5 separate regions of the Homo sapiens genome follow, and regions 1, 2, 3 and 5 are each linked to region 4. Evidence: read pairs that join two places in POLR2A ChIA-PET (ENCODE). Cell type or tissue: MCF 10A. All regions are shown on one strand.

What was found. ChIA-PET counts read pairs that join two places held together with the same protein. Peaks named below come from ENCODE experiments on the same cell type or tissue, not always from the same donor. Only the 100,000 strongest peaks of a DNase experiment are listed, where the experiment ranks them.
Region 1: POLR2A ChIA-PET joins it to region 4 with 28 read pairs; 7 of 35 experiments call an interaction of 5 or more read pairs at or near these places.
Region 2: POLR2A ChIA-PET joins it to region 4 with 11 read pairs; 27 of 35 experiments call an interaction of 5 or more read pairs at or near these places.
Region 3: POLR2A ChIA-PET joins it to region 4 with 11 read pairs; 2 of 35 experiments call an interaction of 5 or more read pairs at or near these places.
Region 5: POLR2A ChIA-PET joins it to region 4 with 11 read pairs; 4 of 35 experiments call an interaction of 5 or more read pairs at or near these places.

Annotation. Positions count from the first base shown.
Region 1 is chr1:200,637,659-200,642,658 of GRCh38, forward strand. It overlaps a transcript of DDX59 not described here. Among named protein-coding and RNA genes, the nearest start is that of KIF14, 19 kb to the left of the region's middle. RefSeq lists enhancers at 1,132-1,847, 1,823-3,022. In MCF 10A, no CTCF peak of the experiment used is centred here; DNase peaks (open chromatin) are centred at 2,523 and 3,413.
Region 2 is chr1:200,681,707-200,686,706 of GRCh38, forward strand. The region is part of intron 1 of DDX59-AS1 (DDX59 antisense RNA 1); the gene reads left to right. Among named protein-coding and RNA genes, the nearest start is that of DDX59, 14 kb to the left of the region's middle. In MCF 10A, no CTCF peak of the experiment used is centred here; a DNase peak (open chromatin) is centred at 2,435.
Region 3 is chr1:200,800,605-200,805,604 of GRCh38, forward strand. All of the region lies in intron 2 of CAMSAP2 (calmodulin regulated spectrin associated protein family member 2), which reads left to right. Among named protein-coding and RNA genes, the nearest start is that of CAMSAP2, 64 kb to the left of the region's middle. In MCF 10A, a CTCF peak has its summit at 2,472 (motif pointing left); a DNase peak (open chromatin) is centred at 2,457.
Region 4 is chr1:200,735,864-200,740,863 of GRCh38, forward strand. CAMSAP2 (calmodulin regulated spectrin associated protein family member 2) reads left to right here and starts at 3,030. Exons shown (of 17, transcript NM_203459.4): 1 at 3,030-4,103. The coding sequence starts at 3,965. RefSeq lists an enhancer at 2,660-2,739 and silencers at 3,380-3,739, 3,770-3,839. In MCF 10A, no CTCF peak of the experiment used is centred here; DNase peaks (open chromatin) are centred at 2,968, 3,598 and 4,258.
Region 5 is chr1:200,790,496-200,795,495 of GRCh38, forward strand. The region is part of intron 2 of CAMSAP2 (calmodulin regulated spectrin associated protein family member 2); the gene reads left to right. Among named protein-coding and RNA genes, the nearest start is that of CAMSAP2, 54 kb to the left of the region's middle. In MCF 10A, no CTCF peak of the experiment used is centred here; no DNase peak of the experiment used is centred here.

The DNA of each region.
Region 1 (5,000 bases), 98 kb before region 4:
TCTCTACTAAAAATACAAAAATTAGCTGAGTGTGGTGGCACCCACCTGTAATTCCAGCTACTTGGTAGGCTGAGGCAGGAGAATCGCTTCAACCCGGGAGGCAGAGGTTGCAGTGAGTGAAGATCATGCCATTGCACTCCAGCCTGGGAGACAGAGAGAGACTCAGTCTCAAAAAAAAAACAAAAACAAAAACAAAAATCATGACACTTGTTTATAAATGCCCTAATGTCCTTTCTGTGAAGCACTACATTTAATTGAATGCACTCGGTTGCCTAACTCTTATGCCATAGCAGCTTTGTCAGTTCTAAAATGCTGCCCTGGCTTCAGGATTCATTTTACTATTATCTCCTGACTCCCAGCCCTTAAAATTCTCTGTAATTCCAATGTAAATATCACAGGATTCCAAATAGAAAAAAAAAAGTTAAAAACAGTCCCTCCCTAGTTAAAATCGCCCTTCTCTTAGCAGACTCTTTGCTTTCCTTTAGATATGTTGGATTTTTGAGAACTTGTCAGAGACATATCAGTCCCTGATCGCCAGTAGTTAATTATCTGTACTGTGAATGTGTTCACGGAAGTTCTGGTGAACTATCCAATCCTTCAGTGATGGTATTGGGCGGAGAAAGCCATGGCAGATGCTGCCACCTGGGGAGCACAGGGAAGAGTTGTAAAATGCACTGAGAAGGAGGGATTCGAACACCAGCCAGAAGAACTCAGATTTGATGAGGCTGTTAGCCGGGAGCAGTTGAAGGTTTCTGAGTAAGGAAACATCAGAGAAGGACAGCAGGTCCTCGAATAACATCATTTTGCTCAATGCCATTTCGTTATAATGTTTTGTTTTTTAAACAGATTCTCACTGTTACCCAGGCTGGAGAGAAGCAGCATGATCACAGCTCACTGAAACCTCGGCCTCCCCAGGCTCAGGCGAGTAGCTAGGACCATAGGCACATGCCACCAGGGCTGGCTAATTTTTGCATTTTTTTTTTTTTGTAGAGAAGAGGGTCTCACTATGTTGCCCAGGCTGTTCTCAAACTCCTGGGCTCAAGCGATCTGTCCACCTCGGCCTCCCAAAGTGCTGGGATTATAGGCTTGTGCCACCATGCCTGGCCGCGTTATAATGTTGATGAGAAAAACATGGATTCCCGGCTGGGGCCACTGTCTGTGTGGAGTTCGTATGTTCTCCCTATGTCGGCATGGGTTATCTTTGGGTGCTGTGGTTTCCTCCCACATCCCAAAGGTGTGCACGTAAGGTCATTGGCATGTCTACATGGTCCCAATGTGAGTGTGGGTGAGTGGGTGCTCCCTGCATAGGAGTGGAGTGCGGGTGAGTGAATGCTCCCTGCATGTGAGTGGAGTGTGGGTGAGTGCTCCCTGCGTGGGAGTGGACTGTGGGTGTGAGTGCTCCCTGCAAAGGGATGGTAGTCTGTCCAGGGTGGGTTCCCACCTGGCCCCCTGGGCTGCTGGGATGAGCTTTCAATGTTTTTTTGTTTTGTTTTATTTTTTGAGACAGAGTTTCGCTCTCGTTGCTCAGGCTGGAGTGCAATGGCACGATTTCGGCTCACAGCATCCTCCGCTTCCCAGGTTCAAGCGATTCTCCCGCCTCAGCCTCTGAGTAGCTGGGATTACAGGCCTGTGCCACCACGCCTGGCTAATTTTTGTATTTTTTAGTACAGATGGGGTTTCTCCATGTTGGTCAGGCTGGTCTCAAACTCTCGACCTCAGGTGATCCGCCCGCCTTGGCCTCCCAAAGTGCTGGGATTACAGGCATGAGCCACCACGCCCGGCCAGAACTTTCAATGTTTTGTTTGTGTGTTTTCTTGTAGTCTTGCTCTGTCGCCCAGGCTGGAGTGCAGTGGCGTGATCTCGACTCACTGCAACCTCTGCCTCCCGGGTTCACGACATTCTCCTGCCTCAGCCTCCCGAGTAGCTGGGACTACAGGCGCCCGCCACCACGCCCGGTTAATTTTTTGTATTTTTAGTAGAGACGGGGTTTCACTGTGTTAGCCAGGGTGGTCTCGATCTCTTCACCTCGTGATCTGCCCACCTCAGCCTCCCAAAGTGCTGTGATTACAGGCGTGAGCCACCGCGCCCGGCCATCGAGCTTTCAATGTTTACTATCAGAAGTGCTTTGGTCTGTATTTAAAAGTTCGGTGATATTTTTGTGACCAGGAATATGCCATGGGAACTTCACTCTTGTTTATATCAATTAACCTGTGGTAGAATTGGTTTTGCTATGTGTCGTTTCACTTAAAGTCACAGTTTCCAAGAATTTATCAACGACATGAAGTGAGTACTTACTGTAGTGATATTTTACTTGGAAAATATTCTCCTCCTGTGGATTCCTGTGGATTAGAGGAATATTGAGGGGAAAGGGCTAATATTTTGAAGTGATGAAGTCTTGGGCTTCAGTACCAGCATGAAAATGTGGACATTTTGAAAAAATACAGATAGGACTTCGTGACTAAGCAGATATGGAGATTAGGAAGAGAAATGAGTCAGTGATGACAGCAGGGCTTTGACTGAGCAGGACTGGGGGCGTGGTAGCACCATAGGCAATAGGGAAGTCAGAAAGGAGGAACTAGGCTTTCTGTAGGGAAGATGATAAATTTGGCTTTGGAAATGCCGATTTTGAGGCAAAAAGTTCAGTGAAAAGTTGAAGATATATATCTTCAACTATAGCTAGCTAGCTAGCTAGCTAGATAGAAAGGAGCCAGGGCACAAGCAAAAGGATGGGATTGGAGATTGTATGTGTATATATGTTTTTATCATGTAATATTTCAAATACATCAAATGTAAATCAAATAGTAATGAACTTTCATGGCCTATCACCTGACTTTAATAATGATAAACTCTTGGCCAAACTTCATCCACAGTCCTCACCTTGTATTATTCTGAAGCAAATTCTAGACATGGAGATAGGGATTTAAAAGTATGAAGCACAGAAAATATAGATTTGGGGAAAACCTCAGAGAACCTTAAAGCAAACTTTCTCATTTTACAGTTGAGCAAAGCTAAAGATTAGAGAAGTAATTAATTTGCCCTATTAAAAAAACAAAACTGGTAGAGCTGTAAACGGAATCCAGTTATTTGCAAACAGCTTTGCCAAGGGGTCTTCTTTCTGCGATGAAATGAGGAAAGTAAAGCTGATGTGCAAATTTTTCAAAGCTAAAATTTATTTGTAAGTTACTATTTGTAAACATTACAAAAATAAACACTCGTCTTATGCTTTATTTGTAATTTTGTCCTATATCATCACACGTGCAACACATTATAAAATATAAAATAGGTTCTCACACTAACAGTAGAACAAGAGAACTGTGTTTACTTAATTATCCATTGGTTGGTTTTCACACTGTGGCCCTAGAGCCTCTGAGGTCATTGTAAGTATGCCTTGGCGGCAACAAAAGAGTCCTATCTGTCCGGAGTCAGTTTACTGGTGGCTGCCAGGAAAGTCACCTTGGATGACACGTTACCTCTTGTACCATACCTCTGTTTATGGAGTAAACTTCATATTGATTGTGGTGAGTAGACTGTATAACAAGGCAATAAGAGATGCGTTGATATTAATTCCAGAGAAGGGCACAACCCAAATAATATTCAGCTGCCAGAAGAAAATAGTGTAGTTTTACTGGAAAATATGACAGGTCGTGGATCCAGCTTAGATTTATTAAATTAATCAGTGAGTCACAGTTTAAATATGTGGCAATGATCTTTGTAAAGATGTTATGAAACCAAAAAAACTAAAAAAAAAAAAAAGAACCCACTTTGACTTGTTGAATAAAAAGGTGATTTAAAAAACGTGCTTGGGCCTGGGCGTGGTGGCTCCCAGCACTTTGGGAGGCCAAGATGGGCAGATCACCTGAGGCCTGGAGTTTGAGACCAGCCTGACCAACATGGTGAAACCTTGTCTCTACTAAAAATACAAAAATTAGGCTGGGTGTGGTGGCTCACGCCTGTAATCCCAGCACCATGGGAGGCCAAGGTGGGCGGATCACCTGAGGTCCAGAGTTTGAGACCAGCCTGGCCAACATGGTGAAACCTCATTTCTACTAAAAATACAAAAATTAGGCTGTGTGTGGTGGCTCAGGCCTGTAATCCCAGCACTTTGGGAGGTCGAGGTGGGTGGATCACTAGGTCAAGAGATGGAGACCATCCTGGCCAACATGGTGAAACCCAGTCTCTACTAAAAATACAAAAATTAGCTGGGCGTGGTGGTGTACAGCTGTAGTCCCAGCTACTCAGGAGGCTGAGGCAGGAGAATCACTTGAACCTGGGAGGTGGAGGTTGCAGTGAGCCAAGATAACGCTGCTGCACTCCAGCCTGGACAGCAGAGTGAGACTCCATCTCAAAATAATAATAAAAAAATAAATAAAATAAAAATGTGCTTGGTATTAGAAATACTAATAGAATGGCATTAAAAGTATCTTATAAAGTGGCACTGAATATTCTAGAATCTAAAAGCCACCCCTTAAGGTGTTTGCCATATAAAAGATGTTTGCTTCAATCTGGCAATAAAGCAACCAATTCAGTATTTTTATAATATAGTTACTGTAAAACAAATGTCTGAGAGTGTATGTGATTATTAGTTTTTTTAGCTAATTAAAAATTTAAACTGTATGGTAATTCTCACAAAAATCTATTATTTAAAATTTTATAATATAGTACATTAGTGTCCTTTCTGGGGAAGGATGGTCTCTTATTCAGAGAGTAAGTCCTTCTCTCTTGTTTAGTACTACATGTTTTTTCTTTCATGAACTAATGATAGGTGGTAGCTTTTTAAAAAGAAGATCTTTAATTGGGAAAAAAATACTGGCAACACTGGGACCAAATTTTTTTAAAAGTCTAATGTTCTGGTCTCTAAAATACATAATTGAGGAAACCACTGCATTGCTGCACCCCAGACAACAGAAGAGCAGACATGTGAGACAAGGAAGTTGCCAAAGGAAAGATCTTAAGGAATGAGAAGCAGAAGTCAAGATTCAGAGAGGCAGGAAGAACCAGTA
Region 2 (5,000 bases), 54 kb before region 4:
GACTTGGACAAGAGGAATCTCAGGGGAAATGGACTGAGGAGAAAATGTGGGGTAAAAAGCTAATCAGCGATTATGGCCAACTCAAGAAGTTTTGTTATGAAGGGGAGCAGAGAAACTTGCCTGGGGCTGGAGAGAGATATGTGGTCAAGATATGTTTTTTCTCTCTTAAGATAGGAGCTATTATGGCGTATTGTTTGCTGGTGGAAATAAACCATGGGAAAGGGAGAAATTGATTATACAGGTGAGAGAGGGAATAATTTCCAGAGCAAAGTCCTTGAAGATGCAAGATTTGCATGGGCTGCAGAACACAAACAGAAGGGCTGGCCTTTGAAATGCAAGGACACTTGATCCATGGAACTAGGAGGTAACTCAAAATGGGTACATACAAAAGCACACTGTAGTTTGAGTGGTCCTTTTCTGCTTTGATTTTTTTTTTTTTTTTGAGATGGAGTCTCGCTCTGTTGCCCAGACTGAAGTGCAGTGGTGCAATCTCAGCTCACTGCAACCTCCGCCTCCCAGACTCAAGCGATTCTCCTGCCTCAGCCTCCTGAGTAGCTGGAATTACAGGCACGTGCCACCACATCTGGCTAATTTTTTATATTTTTGTAAAGATGGGGTTTCACCATGTTGGCCAGGCTGGACTCAAACTCCTGACCTCAAGTGATTCAACCACCTCAGCCTCCCAAAGTGTTGGGATTATTGGTGTGAGCCACCGCTCCTGGCTGTCTGCTTTGATTTATTCATTTTTTGTTAAAGCTGTGGGTAAGAGTGGGGCTACAGCTGGGGTTGTGGGGAGGTGGTATCATTTAGAAGCTTTGAAAAGACGGAAGATGTGAACTAGTCTTTTTGAAGAGTGGGAAAGAGAACATTTCAAGAAATATAGTAGGATTGTCAAGTATGCTAAGCACCCAACTGAGATTTTGGGCCATGAATTTAAAGAAAACTAATGGATATGGTGAATAAGATCAGCTGAGCACTATTTGGCTGCTCTCATGCAGGCCCAGAGTGAGCAGATTGTTGGGTATAAGCAGAGTTTCAGGCTTTCCTAATTGAATACAACAGGGTAAGCTCAGGGAGAGAAGGGCAAAGGTTTTAAGGGTGTTTGCAAGGGAGTCATTATAAACATGAGCTGTGGCTTTTAGGCTAGCTAAAGAAAAAGACGTGAGGACATGGATAGCTGATTATAGTTGAGAAAATGATAGAGTCTAAGAATGAGAGTTCTTCATGAAGTTGAAGAATTGCTGAAGCAGGAGTTCTTGAGAATCCAGAAGGATGGGGGATGCTGGTCAGAGAATGGGACTCTGGAAGTTACAGTGTCAGAAGTGTGCAGTGATTGTCATGAGAAAAAGAATGCCATGGTCATCTGAGGGGGCATGGAGGATTAGATTATCAGATGCCAAAAAGGCTGAGGAACTGAGAGGCCAAGATGTCAGATGGAATATCCACATGAATAGTGAAATCACTTTAAAATTTAAAAAATCACTTTAAAATTTAAAAAGAGAGAGAGGGAGAAATGAAAAGGAGAGCAATGAGTCAGGTGGGGTGAGGACTATTTATGTCTTCAATCAAGGCAGGCCTGGGCTTCACATTTTTTGGCTTTCTGAGGGGAGGATATTTCCAAGAAAAAAAAGAAGAAAGGCACAAAGCAAAATGAAAGAAAAAAGCCAAGAGAGTTTGTCCCAGCCCAGTGTTCTAGTGTGGTTGCCTGATTGTGAACTGCACATGCATTTTACTCTTAACTCAGGACTGCTCAAGTCTGAGCATTTGAGTAGGGCCATAGTGGACATAAGAGCACAGTTCTTAGCCCATTCTCCATATGTACATATGGGCTTTTTTATCTGCTGGAAGTATCCACAGAATTCATTAGACTCTCAAAGTGAGCATGACTCCAAAAGGTCCAGAGCCACCTCAAAGATCAGAGTGGGTTCCCTATAAAGGGGAGATGAGCAAAATCTCAGTCAATTGCACTATAATATTAATGATAATAACGATAATGATAATGGCTGATATTTATTGAGTACTTTCTTTCTTTTTTTTTTTTTTTTATGAGACGAGGTCTCACTCTGTTGCCTAGTCTGTAGTGCAGTGGCACAATCATAGCTCACTGTAGCCTTGAACTCCTGGGCTCCAGCAGTCCTCTTGCCTCAGCCTCCTAGGTACCTGAGACTACAGGGACTACAGGCACAAGCCATCATGGCTGGCTAATTTTTTTTTTAATTTTTAATTTTGTAGAGACAGAGGTCTCACTTTGCTGCCCAGGCTGGTCTCGAACTTCTGGCTTCAAGCAGTCCTCCTGCCTTAGCCTCCCAAAGTGTTGGCATTATAAGCCTGAGCCACTGTGCCTGGCTTTTATTGAGTATTTTCTATGTGCCAGGTCTCATGCAAGAGAAAACATGCCCTGAGCAAACATTTTGAGCAATCTGGTCTGTGTCAGTGAGGTGCCTCACAAGAAATGAGTAAGAAGGCATTCCACTTTAAATATCAGTCTTCGGTGAGTTGGTTACCGTGAGTCCTTTCATCAGAGACCAATCAACTCTCTGAATCACTGATCAAATTTACTTTCAGAACTTACATAGCTAACTTCACTTTGGTGACCACATCGATGTAAAGTAACCGTGTGAGGCCTTGCTGGAGTAGTCACCCTGTCTCTGTAAATCTATATCTTATTGATTGCTTCATTAGGTCACTTTCTTCAAAGTGTTTTCTTTCAATGGCAATTTACTCTGTGAGGCAAAATAAGGCAGTACTACATATAGAAAATAAAAATAACATTAAAATTTGAGATTTTTGTTTGAGTGTCGTGGCTCATGCCTATAATCCCAGCATTTTGGGAGGCTGATGCAGGAGGATCCCTTGAGCCTAGGAGTTCAAGATCAGCCTGGGCAACATAGTGAAACCTCATCTCTACAAGAAACTAAAATGTGTGTGTGTGTGTGTGTGTGTGTACACACACACGTATGTATACATGTATATACATAATTTGAGATCTTTAAAATATGGGGAAAGTTGGGTATTTGACTTAATCTATCAAAAACTTCTAAGTTTGAGATATCCTTCTTACAAATCATTGATAAAATGTGAATTCAAAATTTGTCAAGATTTTTAAATGATAATATCCAGCTTTAGTAAGCATATAAAGAAACTCACGCTCCTGTACATTGCTAGTCAATTAATACAATAGCAGTATTTTTTAATCAAGTGCTTAAAAATATTTGTACTTAGCAATTTTTCTTTCTAGGTTTTTTTTCTTATGGTGTAATTACTGATACAAATAGAGCTATATTTTGGGGATGTTTATTATGTTAAAGATAATGTTATTCTGAAAACAATCTCTTAAGTATTGAGTAAGAGATTAGTTTAACTAATTTTTATGCATCTGTACAATGGAATATAATGCAACCGTTAAAAATTAGGTTGAATAGGCCGGGCACGGTGGCTCACGCCTGTAATCCCAGCACTTTGGGAGGCCAAAGCAGGCGGATCATGAGGTCAGGAGATTGAGACCATCCTGGCTAACATGGTGAAACCCCGTCTCTACTAAAACTACAAGAAGTTAGCCGGGCGTGGTGGCTGGTGTCTGTAATCCCAGCTACTCAGGAGGCTAAGGCAGGAGAATGGTGTGAACCCGGGAGGCAGAGCTTGCAGTGAGCTGAGATCGTGCCACTGCACTCCAGCCTGGGCAATAGAGCAAGACTCTGTCTCAACAAAAAAAAAATTAGGTTGAATATTTAATGACAGAGGATATTAATGGCCTATTAAGAGAAAAAAAGTTAAAAACTGCATGCTTGGTATGACTCAATGGTTTTGAAAAAATAAATGTGAAAAAATTTATATGAAAAAAGATGAATTCATAGCAAATATTAATAGTTGCACAAGCATAGACATATAGGTCAGAAAAATAGAATTGAAAGTCCAGAAGTAAACCCTTTCACTTATGGTCAATTGATTTTTAACAAGGGCGTCTAGCCAATTCAATGAGGGTAAAGAATAATCTTTTCAATAAATGTTGCTGGGATGACTGGATATCCATGTATAAAAGAATTAAGTTTGCTGGGCATGGTGGCTCACGCCTGTAATCCCAGCACTTTAGGAGGCCGAAGTGGGCACATCACCTGAGGTCGGGAGTTTGAGACCAGCCTGACCAACATGGAGAAACCCCATCTCTATTAAAAGTACAAAATTAGCCAGGCGTGGGGGCGCATGCCTGTAATCCCAGCTACTCAGGAGGCTGAGGCAGGAGAATCGCTTGAACCCAGCAGGCGGAGGTTGCTGTGAGCCCAGATCACGCCATTGCACTCCAGCCTGGGCAACAAGAGCAAAACTCCGTCTCAAAAAAAAAAAAAAAGAATTAAGTTTAACCCCAGCCTCACACTTACCAAAAATTAAATCAAATGGATCAGACTCTAATCTCTAATGTCAGAGCTAAAGTTAGAAAATCTGTAGAAGAAAATACAGGCACAATTTTCATGACCTTGAGTCAGACAAAACCTTCTAAGATACAGCACCAAAAGCGTAAGAGACAAAAGAAAAAAATAGATAAAGTAGACTTCATCAAGTTAAAAACTTTTGTGCTGCAAGTGATACTATCATGAAAATAAAAGACAATTCATAGAATGGAATAAATGATTTGTAATTAATATATATCTGATAAGAGACTTGTAACCAGAATTTATAATGAAGTCTTAATACTTTAAAAAAAAAACAAATTTTTAAAAGGACAGAGGATCTGAATAGACCCTTTTCCATAGAAAATATGCAGATAACCAATACATGAAAAGATGCTTAACATCATTGGTAATTAGAGAAATGCAAATCAAAACCACAATGAGATAGCACTTCACACTTACTAGGATAGCAATATATATATAGTTGGCAGACAATATAAAGGGTTGTCAGGATGTGGAGAAATTGGAACCTTTATACATTGATGATGGGACTGTAAAGTGGTACAGCCATTTTGGAGAATAATTTAGCAGTTCCTCAAAATATTAAACGTAGGG
Region 3 (5,000 bases), 65 kb after region 4:
TTGACTCTATCCAATTTGTCAATCTTTGTCTTTTAACTGGGGCATTTAGCCCATTTACATTTAAGGTTAATATTGTTATGTGTGAATTTTATCCTGTCATTATGATGCTAGCTGGTTATTTTGCCTGTTAGTTGATGCAGTTTCTTCATAGTGTCGATGGTCTTTACAATTTGGTATGTTTTTGCAGTGGCTGGTACTGGTTTTTCCTATCCACATTTAGTGCTTCCTTCAGGAGCTCTTGTAAGGCAGGCCTGGTGGTGACAAAAATCTCTCAGTATTTGGTTGTCTGTAAAGGATTTTATTTCTCCTTCGCTTATGAAGCTTAGTTTGACTGGATATGAAATTCTGGGATGAAAATTCTTTTCTTTAAGAAGGTTGAGGCCTGACGCAGTGGCTCACACCTGTAATTGCAGCACTTTGGGAGGCCAAGACGGGCGGATCACAGGGTCGAGAGATTGAGACCATCCTGGCCAACATTGTGAAACCCCTTCTCTACTAAAAATACAAAAATTAGCTGGGCATGGTGGTGTGTGCCTATAGTCCCAGCTACTTGGGAGGCTGAGGCAGGAGAATCTCTTGAACCCAGGAGGTGGAGGTTGCGGTGAGCTGAGATCGCGCCACTGCACTCCAGCCTGGAGACAGAGCAAGACTCCATCTCAAAGAAAAAAAAAAAAATAGAATGTTGAATATTGGCCCCCACTCTCTTCTGGCTTGTAGGGTTTCCACGTAGAGATCCGCTGTTAATCTGATGGGCTTCCCTTTGTGGGTAACCTGACCTTTTGGGTGAATCTGATGATTATGTGTCTTGGGGTTGCACTTCTCGAGGAGTATCTTTGTGGTGGTCTCTGTATTTCGTGAATTTGAATATTGGCCTGTCTTCCTAGGTTAGGAAGTTCTCCTGGAAAATATCCTGAAGAGTGTTTTCCAACTTGGTTCCATTCTCCCCATCACTTTCAGGTGTACCGATCAAACGTAGGTTTGGTCTTTTCACATAGTCCCATATTTCTTGGAGGCTTTGTTTGTTCCTTTTCGTTGTTTTTTCTCTAATCTTGCCTTCATGCTTTATTTTATTAAGTTGATTTTCAATCTCTGATATCCTTTCTAAATTATCTGAAGGTTATTAAAGCTTACACCATCTAAATTATATTTAGATGAGTTACCTATAAGCTAAAAGCTAGAGTCAGATGGCAGTATCTAAGATGAACTCTTAAGTGTAGGTGGTATCCTTGTTTTCTTTTTCATAATCTCTTTAACTCGTCTTAGTACCTTATTTATTTATTTGTTCTGGGAACCACATTTGAGCTTTGAGAGGCAGGAGGACAGTGCTTGATGTGTTGGCAGCTAGTAACCCCTAGTTTAACTGAGTTGAGGACAGTAGTAATACTATGGTGGCAATAGCAAGATTTTTATCTCTGCAGCCTTATAGTACAACTGTCTTGGTTTAAAACTGGATTTTATTTTAACTAAATTCTGTTTTAAACCAAGATAGTTCTATATAAGAATGTCTTTGGATTGGAAGCCTTGGTTTTAGTTTATTCTTGAATTGTCAATATCAGAAGTTTAGAAATAGTAATTCAATGGCAAAGTATTATTACATAATAACAAAAGATTTATTGTGAAATACTGGGGCCAACATGGAGGAATGGCAAGTATACGAGCTTTGACCATAGACAGACCAGGATTTTGAATCCTAGTTCTAACTCTTACTAACTCTGTGACCAAATGTAGATACTCATCCTGAGATTTCCTCATTGATAAAATGACATATCATCTCAGCGGAGTTGCAAGTGGTGTTTTACTTTTATCTCCATGTAAATTAAAGATAAATGAAACTTATGAAAAAGTGTTTATATAGATAAATGATATGTAAAATATTTTCTAAGTTGGAATAACTTTGAAAAACTATAGAGTTTAATATGAATATGCAGTATGTACCATTTTAGCAGAATAACTAGTACCTCATGTTTGTGATTGATTAAAGTATTTATTTCCTCTTAAATACCTGTGGGCGTACTTGGGCATAGTAGGCAGTCTAGCCACTTTATTAGTCCAAAAACTAAGTTCATTTTAGGATTTTTTTTTAAGTTCTATGTCTAAATCTGATACAAGAATAGTAAAAGCCATGCAGTAGTAGATCTTTTATCTTAATTTATGAGGCTAAAAATTTCTTATAACACTGAAACCCTTTCCTTTCTTTAATAGGTTTAACCTTCATTTCTAATACATAAATGTAATTTATTTTTGCTTAGACTCCACTGGTTGGAGATGATAAAAATATAACCCTTGTAACACAGATATAGAACCTAATGGTGGCCTTTGGATGATACTTCAGCTCTCACCCAGTAAAGTCCCTGGGATTCCACATTCCCCAAATCCTTTTCTTTTCATTGAAATGCCAAGTAGCCCTCCTGCTTTTTCTTCCATAACCAGCCTTCCTGCTGCTGCTCTTAGATGTCATGCTATGCTCTGCCACCTGGTGGTTGCAATGTACACTGCTGTTTCTGTTGCTGCCGCAGTTGCCTCCTACAAGGTGCAGAGGTTGGGATTTAAGTCTGCAGGTGTGATGTTCAGTGTTGTGGGCTCTGGAGGCAGATTTCTAAGTTTGAATCCCTACATCACTGCCTCCTTGCTGTGTAACCTTGGACAGGTTATACAGTTTTCTTATCTGTAAAATAGGTAGAGTAATAGTGCTTACCCTCACAGGGTTGTTTCATTAAATTAATACAAATGCTGAGAACATTACATACTGAAAACAGTACATGACAGAAAACAGTAAAATGCCAAAAACAGTATGTGACACTTAACAGTGTTAGTTATTGTTATTATTCTGATCTGAATGCTTTAGGTAAGCAATTAAACGTGTATATTTTATTTGGAGCTATCATAGCTCCAAACTGATTGATTTTAGCCTTGAGTTTATTTTTTAATGTTGATCTTTTCTAAATCCATTGTGTATATACTTTCTGTTATACATAATTTTTAATTATCACTATCATATTGTAAAGTTAAGAAGTAAAAAAAAAAAATCACACTAAAATGTAAGAGTTCTTAAAGTGAGTGAATATCATATGGAAATAACCACAGCACAGTAGTGGAATTTTTAGAAATTTGTTTTTTAATTTGGGAAGTTAATCAGTGAAATGAGCTTTGTTCTGAAAATGTATCCCAATTTTCGAAGTAAACTATAGATTTTATTTGTGTTTTTACATACTATAACAAGGTAATTTCTAAGTTTTACTTTTATTCATTCATTTTCCCTTTCTGTTGTGTGTGCGTGTGTGTCTGTGGTATTCAAACATTATTATGGTATGATGTTCTGTTTTTCTTTTTTTTTTTCTTTGAGACAGAGTCTTGCTCTGTTGCCCAGGCTGGAGTGCAGTGGTGCGACCTCGGCTCACTGCAACCTCCACCTCCCGGGTTCATGCCATTCTCCTGCCTCAGCCTCCTGAGTAGCTGAGACTACAGGTGTCCGCCACCACGCCTGGCTAATTTTTTGTATTTTTAGTAGAGACAGGGTTTCACCGTGTTAGCCAGGATGGTCTCGATCTCCTGACCTTGTGATCTGCCCACCTCGGCCTCCCAAAGTGCTGGGATTACAAGCGTGAGCCACCGCGCCTGGCCAGATGTTCTGTTTTTCTTGTTTCTTGTCTGTTTCCTTCCTTTTTCATATTTTTATGTATATATATAAAACAGTATTATAGTGTGGTATTCTGTTTTTTCCACTCAATTTTATATTGTACACATTTCCCTTATTTTTAAATAGTTTAATATATCATAAATTACTCATTTTGGTTGGATATTGTTTTCTTTCTGTTGTATAATATTATAATGGTTATTTTTTATTTATACAGCGTTTTTATCCTCTCTCATGTGTTTATAGAACAAACTGCCAAGAGGAGTCTTAAGAGTACATGAATGATTTTGTGGCTCTTGAAATATTTTCCCACATTTTAATCCAAAAATGCCATGCTTTTTAATGCTGTTAAACAGGAATTTACTTTCACCCATAAAACATTGTCTAGGAACAAAAGTGAAAAAGACAGGATCCCTGCTCTCCAGGGATGGAGTATAACGGAGAGGATACATACAGATGAATGACTAAGAGAAAGGCTGCAATATTCTGAGTGTGAAGGAAGAACTGGGATAGTTGGACAGTAGCAGTGTGGAAAATACTTCTTAGAGGAGATTGAATATGAAAATGCGGTTTTAATTTGAAATAATTATTGATCCTACTTTTTCTTTCTTGCATATTATGTTTGTCATTTCTGAAACATATTTTTTTGCTTTGCAACAAAATGACTTAACTCCTGCCAACTGCATGATATGGTAGAAAGAGCACACAGGTTTGGACAAATTGCATAATTGTCTAAACTTCAGTTTCTGCACATATAAAACATAAATGATACTTCCTTTAGAGACTTTTGAGGATTATAGAAAGTGTTTTTTATCTATTGTCTCCAGGCTTATTTCAAAAAATATTTGAAATGAAAGAGTTAATATACTAATAAAGTATTTAGCACAGTATATGGCACATAAGTTAGACTTAGTAAGTAGGAGCCACTGTTGGTTTTATGATTGCCAGTGTTAAGCATTCTGCTTCTTACAAAGCGTCAGCTTTCCTATAAATACTGCTCAGTTTTCTAGAAGCTGGAACTGCCACCTCCTAAACGATCAGAATTCACTTCCTCAACCTCCAGAGTAACCCAGCTCTTGAGTCTTTATAGTAACCAAAAGGCTAGCTTCTTTCTTTCCTTTCCTTTCTTTAGCCCCTGCTAGTTGCCAGATACCACGTTAGATGTAGGGAATAGGAAGATAACTGAGATAATATCCTACAACTGTCTATCTAGAGAAATAGAGTCATATGCAGGTGACTGTGCACATGTCAGAGAAATCAGTGGTTCTCAACCCTGGCTGCTCATTAGCATCACCTGGGGAAGCTGTTTAAAAATACCAGTGCTGATGCCGTACTTTAGATAATTTAGAAATTAATGCAAACAGAA
Region 4 (5,000 bases):
TTTGTTTTTGTTTTTTTTTTGAGATGGATTCTCGCTCTGTTGCCCAGGCTGGAGTGTAGTAGCATGATCTTAGCTCACTGCAACCTCCGCCTCCCAGGTTCAAGCAATTCTCCTGCCTCAGCCTCTCAAGCATCTGGGACTACTTGCGCACATCACCACGCCCAGCTAATTTTTGTATTTTTAGTAGAGATGGGGTTTCACCATCTTGGCACGGCTGATCTCGAACTCCTGACCTTGTGATCCACCTTCCTTCAGCCTCCCAAAGTGCTGGGATTTCAGGCATAAGCCACCGCACCCGGCCTTTTTTTTTTTTTTTTTTTTTTTTTTTTTTGAGACAGAATCTTGCTATGTTGCCCAGGCTGGAGTACAGTGGTGCGATCTCTGCTCACTGCAATCTCTGTCTCCTGGGCTCAAGCAATTCTCGTGCCTTGGCCTCATGAGTAGCTGGGATTACAGGTGTGTGCCACCAGGCCTGGCTAATTTTTGTACTTTTAGTAGAGACAGGTTTTTGCTATGTTTCCCAGGCTGGTCTTGAACTCCTGACCGCAAGTGATCCACCTGCCTCAGCCTCCCAAAATGCTGGGATTACAGGCATGAGCCATTGTGCTTGGCCCCTGACTGCACTTTATATCTCTTACAGCACTTATCACTTTTACATTGTATTATAAATTTATTTATGTACATGTTAGCCTCCATAATGCGGAAAGAGAGCAGGCACAGGGAAAAGTGCCAGAGGAGTGGAGCCAGAAGACCTGTGCTTGAATTTGAAGCCAGACTCAGATATGAATCAACCATGAAATCTTGGCCATGCCACTTAATCTTTGCAATTCTCAGTCCTGCATCTAGAATTGGAAGACAATAATAATTCCTACTTCATAAAATAGATATGGAAATTAGTTATCATATGAACATGCTTTGTGAGTTGTTATCTATCTGTTAATTTTATTAACCTCCATGTGATACAGCAAAGGGCCTTCCTTGCCCATGAGAAAAACCCTATTAATATTAATTAAATTATTGGAAAAATTACATCAACCACCCTCTGGCATATTATTATTTTCAAATTCTTTTCATATCCCACATTGTTAGCAAGCCTCATCTGTTGTGTCCTACTAGGTTTAAGGAGGAGTGTTTACAGGGATTAAACAGAAACAAAGGGACCTGCTTTTTGATGGAGCTGCCCTCTGCCTTTACTAGTTGTGCAGAATAAGAGTAATTAATTTTTTTTTCTGAGCCTTAGTTTTCTCATCTGTATAATGAAGATAATACAGGATTTTATAATGATTAAAATTAGATAATGCTAGCGCTTTGGGAGGCTGAGGTGGGAGGATCCCTTGAGTCCAGGAGTTTGAGACTAGCCTGGGCAACATAGGGAGACCTCATCTCTACAAAAAATAAACAAAATTAGCTGGGTGTGGTGATGTGTGCCTGTAATCCCAGCTATATGGGAGTCTGAGATGGGAGGATTGCTTGAGCCTGGGAGGTTGAGACTGCAGTGAGCTGTGATTTTGCCATTGTATTCCAGCCAGGGCAACAAAGCAAGACCCTGTCTCAAAAAATAATAATAATAGGCTGGGCGCAGTGGCTCACATCTGTAATCCCAGCGCTTTGGAAGGCTGAGGTTGGCGGATCACCTGAGGTCAGGAGTTCGAGAGCAGCCTGGTCAACATGGTGAAACCCCATCTCTACTAAATACACAAAAAATCAGCTGGGCGTGGTGGTGCGCGCCTGTAGTCCCAGCTACTCAGGAGGCTGAGGCAGGAGAATCGCTTGAGCCCTAAAGGTGGAGATTGCACTGAGCTGAGATCTTGCCACCACTCTCCAGCCTGGGCGACTTAACAAGACTCCGTCTCAATAATAATAATAATAACAACAACAATCACTTAAAAATAAAATTAGATAATGTATTAAAATGAGACGTGAGGAGCTAGTGATTTAAGTAAGCTCAGTATGTGTTAACTTTGATAATATTCACATGTAGTCCATTAATTGAGCAATTATACTATGGGGCTGGGCACCGTATAGCTGCTGGAGATATACCCTGTCATCATGTCATCAATGGGAAAAACCGACAAGTAACTGATTATTGCCACACGATGTGACAGATGCTACGACAGAAATAAGAACAGGGTGCTCCGGGAACAACAGGGGAGGCACCTGTGTGACAGCCCTGACTGGAAAGTTGTCAGCAGCTGTCAGGGAAGGCTTCATGGAGGAAGTGACTACTGTGGAGTTTGAAGGTGCAGTAGGAGTAAGCTGGGTGGACAGAGGAACCACCCTGAGCAAGGAGGTAGAGATCTGAGAAGGCATGCTCATTGAAGAAAATAGAGAGCAGTTCTGACAAAATGAAGCTATAAAGGCCTGTAGATGCCAGATCACAAAGGGCATTAGCTTGTTTTGTGAAAGAATTTATGCTCTTTTCTGAGAGAATGGGGAGGCATTGTTGGACGTGTGCCCTCTCAGAGATAAAATTTAAGTGGAGAGCACTGAGTTAAGAAAATATCTCGATATCATGAAATTAACACAGGTTTGGAGCCCCCACAGATCCTCAATCCTGGTTAAGTTCCATGTATGACCTAATCAACTCCACCTCTCTTTCGTGGACAATCAGCAATGACATCTACCTCTCAGGATTATTGCGAGGGCTAAATGAGATAGTGCAGGTCAAGTTCGCTGCAAAGTGTGTGTCACATAATGAACATTTTAAGTAAATATCAACTCTTTTCGATGAAGCACTGTGTAAGTAGAATACGAAAGCTATTGCCAGGCCTCTCCCTCCTCCCTCCCTTCCTTTTCCTCTCTCAGCAGTGCAGGCAGCAGCAGCCAAAAGCCAGGGACGTGGAGGATGTCCACTGAAGCGAGTACTCCAGAGCGATGATTAAAAGGCAGCCGCCCCGAATCCCGGGCGCGGGCGGGGAGCGAGGCTGGGCATGCTCAGTGGGCCGGAGACGGGAGGGAAGCGGGGAGGGGGCGGGGGCGGGGGCGGGGGTTGGGGGGGGTGGGTCGGAGCCGCGCGAAGGCGCATGCTCAGTCTCCGCATCTGCTCCTTCATCCAGTGCCGCAGCCGGAAAACCGCAGCGGCGGCGGCGGCGGCTGAGGGGGAACGATCCAGCGAGCTGCAGAAAGGGGGGCAGGAAAAAATTACAAGGACATTACTGATAAGACAGGAACTGAGAGCTTGGGATTCGCGGCCTCTCCCCGGCCACCACCTTCGCCGTCAGCAAGGGAGGAAGACCCGGGAGACGGCAGCGGCGACGGCGGCAGGGGAAGGAGGAGACGGCGACGGGAGGGAGCACAGAGGAGGGGACGGGCCGGCGGCGGCCTGTGAGCCGCAGTGATTTTGACGTTTTCCGCTGCTGCGTCTCCGGCGGGCAGGGGCCGGGCTGCGCTGGGTGGGCCAGCTCGCCCCGCGCTTCCCCCTCGTCCTGCTCGTCCCTCCGCCCACCCGGGGCCTGAGGGGTCTCCCCGCTCCGAGGGAAGGGGAGAGGGAGGCGAGGGCGTGCGGGCATCGCGATGGCGGGGACATTTTCCACAACGTGATTGTTGAAGGCTCCCCCCATCCCCCCTCCCTTAAAATTCCGGGCCCTTCCAGCCTCCACCCTCCCCCAAGCCCGTGTGACTAAACCGAGACAAAGGGGAGGCGGCCTCGCTCACACGCGGGCTCGCGGGGCGGGTGGCTCGGAGGGGCGCGGGCACGGGGCGGACCTCGCGCGGACGGACGGACGGAGACGGCGCCGCCACATTCCTATGCCCGGGAGCGGCGGCGGCGGCGGCGGCGGCTCCCGCGGGAGGCGGCAGGCGCGCGGCGCGGACAGCTGAGCTTCTCCTCCGTCGGCGCCCGGGCGGACATCGCCCGGGCCCCGATGGTTTGAGCTTGCTTCTCCCTCCCTCCCGACCCCCGTGGTGGCGAGGCCACGCCATGTGAAGGTTAGGGCCGGGACATCCCGAGGAGCCGCGGTGAAAGATGGGGGATGCTGCAGACCCCAGGGAGATGAGAAAGACGTTCATTGTTCCAGCCATCAAGCCTTTTGACCACTATGATTTCTCCAGGGCCAAAATCGCCTGCAATCTGGCCTGGCTGGTGGCCAAAGCCTTTGGGACAGGTTAGTGGTGTCACCCTTTCCCTCCCCTCTTCCTCCTGATGTGGTCCACATCTCGGTTTTTGTTCCCGATTCTCGAATCCCTCCCTCCCCGTGCCTGTCTTCTCGTACAGGTTAAGGGAGATGATGGGAGGCTAGGAAGAGAAAGAAAGGAGAAATAAGGAAAGCAGGTTTGGTCTTCAATGAAGGGCACGTGAATGGTCAGGTGGGATTTGGCCAGATTCCTTTTATTGGATGGCAAAATGTCCCCCCCATCCCCCAGTGAGCAATTTTATGTTTTTACATAGAGTGGTTTTGATTTGTGGTATTTTCTTCATTGTGTTGCGTACATTTCTGCCTCAGTCATAATTGTGATTACACCACCAAGAAATCTGAGTTGGTTTCTTTATTATTGCAAGAAGGTGGATGGTGCATAGTACTATATTGATTTTGACATTTGTAATGATGGCTGCTATTCAGGCTCCGTTGGATGTAAGGTGGCCTGTGTCGAGTGCAGTATTAATTTTTGTTGTCATTCTTTAAGGCTGTATCAGCCTTCTGCACGCATGTTAAGTTCTTATTAAATCAGTTATTTAAAACCAGCGTTCAGTTTGCTGACTGTAGGGTGCAGTTTTCATTTCATATTATCAGTGAGGCATATTCTTTTTTCCAAATGTATTTTGGCTTCATAAATTAAAAGAAACAAAAACTCCCTACTTTGGGAAGTTTTTTAATAGATGAGTTTTTCGAAGGCGTGTGCTGTTGACACAGAAATTGTATAGTACAGTAGCAGTTAAACACTCCCTCCATAACCCAGTCTTTGCAAAATAACAGGAAAAGGGCCTCCCGTTATGATTCTTTAGTGTTGCTTTAGGAGCCCATGTTGTGAAATGTTAAAAAAATTAGAGAGCTGCTTTTCAT
Region 5 (5,000 bases), 55 kb after region 4:
AACAATTCATCAGTTACAGTTTAGTTTTCCTTCTCCAGCACTGGTTCCCTTGGCTGTTTCTGTTTGTGAGTCTTTGCTCTGGTAATCTGTGACTTCCCTTTGCCTGTCTGTCTCTCCATCCTTTGGGCTGGTGGTTTGCCTTGTGTTCTCACCTTTCTTTCAGATCTACCTAGAATTGTTGATACTTCATTCTGTTCAGCTTTGTGCTTGTTGTTAGAACAGAGTGACTGCTAAGGTTTTTACATGCAGACCAGAAACTAAAGTCTTCTTTCTTTTACATTTTTTTGTAGTGCACATTTGCTAGTGACATCTTTAGATCAATAAACATTGAGAAAAGTTATCTTTATTTTACCTCCTTTTTTTTTTGAGACGGAGTTTTGCTCTTGTTGCCCAGGCTGGAGTGCAATGGTGCCATCTTGGCTCACTGTAACCTCCGCCTCTCAGGTTCAAGTGATTCTCCAGCCTCAGCCTCCCAAATAGCTGGGATTACAGGCACATGCCACCATGCCTGGCTAATTTTTGTATTTTTAGTAGGGATGGGGTTTCACCATGTTGGTCAGGCTGGTCTCGAATCCCTGACCTCAGGTGATCCACCTGCCTCGGCCTCCCAAAGTTCTGGGATTACAGGCGTGAGCCACTGCATCCGGCCTTTACCTCCATTTTTGTAGGTTATTTTTGCTGAGTAAGATGCATTCTGTGTCTTATGGCTTGCATTGTTTCTGAGAGAAGTCAGATGTTATTCTTATCAGATTTCCTCTGTATGTAATGTGTAATTTGATTTTCTTCAGCTGCTTTTAAGATTTCTTTCTTTTTTTTTCGGAATTTGGTTATGGTGTGCCTTAATGGATTTTTCTTTGTATTTACCCCGTTGGGGATTTTTAAAGCTACTCATATCCTTGAGTTTATAGTTTTCATCAAAATTGGAAAAATTTCAGCCATTATTTCTCTGAATATTATCCCCCACCATGTTTTTTAGACTCCATTTGTATAACTGCTTGCTATTGTCCCACACACAGGTCACCGATGAGGCTCTGAGGCTTTGTTCATTTTTTTAAGGCCTTTTTTCTTTTTATGCTTTAGTTGGATAGCTTGAAATATCACTGGAAGTTGAGAACAGGAAAATCTGTTATATTTACAGTCTTATTCCTGTGGTCCCTTTCAAAGATGTATTCTGTTGCAGTTAGCACCTGTGATTGTTATTCTTTTCCTTTAAGACCCTCTTAGAGATTTACTTTTTGTGCGAGCTAGTTAGATATGTTAAAAATTAAATAAATAGTAAGGCCAATATGGTGAAGCCCTGTCTCCACTAAAAATACAAAAATTAGCTGGATGTGGTGGCACGCGCCTGTAATCTCAGTTACTCAGGAGGCTGAGGCAGAAGAATCGCTTGAACCCAGGAGGCAGAGGTTGCAGTGAGCCAAGAACACGCCACTGCACTCCACCCTGAGTGACAAAGCAAGACCCTGTCTCCAAAAAAAAAAATACTTACCCAAAATAATTTTTTTATTTAACTATGCCATATGACCTGAGTTCTTCTTTTTAAGAATATGAACTTTAATTTCCTTAGAACTTTAAACATTCCTAAGAAAGGTAGGTTAAATTGGGAAAATTAGGCCACCCATAATAGTAAGATTAGTACTTCCATTTAATATATTTGAGGTAATCCTAAAAACATTAATGAGATAGTTTTGTTGAATGTTCAATGTGTAAGTCAAGCTGATGTATTTACATTTACAAAAGTGTTTATATTTCATAATCTGAAATAATTGTTGTCTTAAGTAGTTTACCGGAATACTACTCAGCAATAAAAAGAAATGAACTATTGATACATATAACAGCTTGTATGAATATGCATAGACATGCTAAGTTTAAAAAAGCCAATCCCAGCCGGGCGCAGTGGCTCAAGCCTGTAATCCCAGCACTTTGAGAGTTTGAGATCGGGAGTTTGAGACCAGCCTGGCCAACATGGTGAAACCCTGTCTCTACTAAAAATATAAAAATTAGCTGGTTGTGGTGGAAGGCACCTGTAATCCCAGCTACTCGGGAGGCTGAGGCAGGAAAATTGCTTGAACCCGGGAGGAGGAGGTTGCAGTGAGCCGAGATGGCACCACTGCGCTCCAGCCTGGATGACAAAGCAAGAGACTCCGTCTCGGGCAGTAGGGGTGGGGGAGAAGACAATCCCAAAAAGTTACATACTGTATAAATCCCATTTATATAAACATTCTTGAAATGACAAAATTATAGAAATGGAGAACAGATTAGTGATTGCCAGGGGTTGGAGAGAAGTAGATGTGACTGGGAAAGGGCAACATGAAGGATCCTGTGTTGTAGTGTTTTGTGGCTTAATTATATCCATATCAGTATCCTGGTTGTGATATTGTACTATGGTTTTGCAAGGTGTTACCATTGGGGGAAACTGGGTCTATGGTAAATGGGATGTTTCTGTGTTCTTTCTCACAGTTGTGTTTGAACTTACAATGAGCTCAAAATAAAAAGTTTAATAAAAAGATGTATGAGGAATGAATTTTTAAGATGAAAAGAAAATGCTACCATGTGGAGCAGAAATGGTTTCAGTGTCATTTCTCACTGGTAGTGAGAAAGTATGGAGTGATCGAGTACATTATCTCTGTAGTGGACAGACCCCAACAATGATCAGCAGTTTGACTTTATAACATTTCTAAAACTCTCTGAGCTTCAGTTTTCCTCATCTATAGTAAGCAATGATAATATTGTCTGCCTTATAAATAGGTGTGAGGATTAAATACAATAGTGGCTGTGAAGTATCTAATGTGGTGCTTGACCTATAGTAAGAAAGATCAGTAAACGTTAGCAATCATCGTTGGTTTTTATTGACCTACTTCTATTTCTAGGGTGTTTTTTTAATGGATATTAGTATATATGTTAATTTAAATAACATGTATAACTGAGTTACTAGGAAAAATGTTTACTTATATATGGGAAAACAAAATAGTAACAACTAAAAGAAATACAATTATTTTTCACTTTAGATCATAAAATTTCTTAAGAGTGGATTTGATTTTGGAAGGGTTGCTGCAGAGAAAGCTGCCTTGTTTGGATATTACTGATGGTAGGACAGTATTCTGAGCTTAAAACACTTGTATCCTGTTGCTCTGCATATTTATGGTATAATTAAAGTGGCTTATATTTGCTTTGAAAACCCACTTGAAGGCATTTTATTCTTAAGGCTTTTTTTTTTATTTTCATCTTTTATTTCTTTTTGGCTTATTGATCCCTCTTCAGTTTCTGTAACTAATTGTAGCAACTGGACTCACAAACGTTGTTTAATTAGCACTACATTAAGGTTGTAGACTTTCTTATAACCACCTGATGACGTGTGTATTAAACAAACAAACATTTTGAAGTGCATTCTTTATAAGGTAAGGCTTGGGAGGAAAGCTGCCCACAATTAACCTAGGAATTAAAAAGGTAAGCAGAAACAACTTATTCTGTGGATGTAGTAACAGCTCCTTTTTACTCCAGATATTACCCAAAGCTTACTTGTAAACATAGTTTTCTGGGACAAGAATATTGAGATCTGTAAATTCATCTTCAGACCTTAGCTGACTTAGCTATGACATATATAATGATGCATGTATAAGATGTGCTTACTGATTTCTGTGGAAAAAATACAAGCTTTGTTTGCTTCTAAATTATATTTTCTTCTATTCTTAATTTTGCCAAAAGTTTAAAAACTAAGATAAGATAAACATTTTGCCATACAGTTGACCCTTGAACAACATGAGTTTGAACTGAGCAGACCCACTTTATACACAGTTTTTTCAGTAAGTACAATAGACCCTGCAAATCAGCGGGTTTGGCATAACCAAATATGACATAACCAAATATTCCAGACTCACTTTCTTCTTTCCCTATCTCTGACCTGGAACCAGCTGTTTTCTGTGAAGCCTTGGGTTTATATTAATGGGGAATGTTATTTAGAAACCATGATCTGGGGATAGATGTATTTATTGCTGCTGTTTTAGTGTTACTGCTAGGCCCTTAACTCATGACAATGCCAGGAGAAATATGTAATCATGAGTTCTTACTGATATCTCCATAGGATTCTTCCATATTTGAATCTTAAAATGAGCATCTGCCCCAGGGCCCCTTCCCAGAGGTACGCATTCCCAGCACAATGCAGTTCTTGGCTAGGGTCAAGTTGTATTGCCTCCTGTGCCTGCCTTAATCTGGCTCTGCTGGCTGAGATCCATGTCTATCTGGATTCACCAGCAGCACTCACCATCCATGCTCTAATTAGAGTCCCATCTGCATTTCCACATTGTAGTTTTGTGCATTTTTCAGTATGGCAACCTCCAGCCATGTTGATGAGTCTGCCTGGGCAGTCCTCATTGCCTCCTGGTTATAAAGTTGTGTGACTTTTGAGTGATTCATCCTAACCCTATTCTTGACATAAACCATGTTATTTTTACAGCATGAAATGCCTTGTACTATTATTGTCACTCCATTTTATAGTTGAGGTATTGAAGCACAGAGAAGTTAAGGAATTTGCCAAAGATCACCTAGTTAGTAAGTGGCAGAGTTGGGATTAAACCTAGGTACTCTGCTTAAATGGTCTTTGCTAACCTATGCTGCTAGACTATAGGATTTATGTGGGGAAGTATTAGAAGACCTGAAAAGAGTGATTATTTTAAGATCTTGAAGAATTTTAATATTATTTAAATAATCCTGGACTTGTTGGGTAGGCCCTGGGAAGTCACTGAAGGCTTTTGACTGTAGAGTGATGTGATTGGCAATGTCCTGTAGAAAGGTTAATCACTTGTAGCTGTGAGGGACTGTGAAAGCAAGATTCCTGATAGTATGCTGTTCTTGGGCTTCTCTCTAGAGATCTAATGAGTCAGCCTCTAAGGTTTGATGCCAGGGAATTTATGATCTTTTTGATGATCATCCATATTTGGAACGACTGCTCTAAACTGTTTCCTTTGTTTACTATATTGGTTTGACTACTAGTATGCCATTCC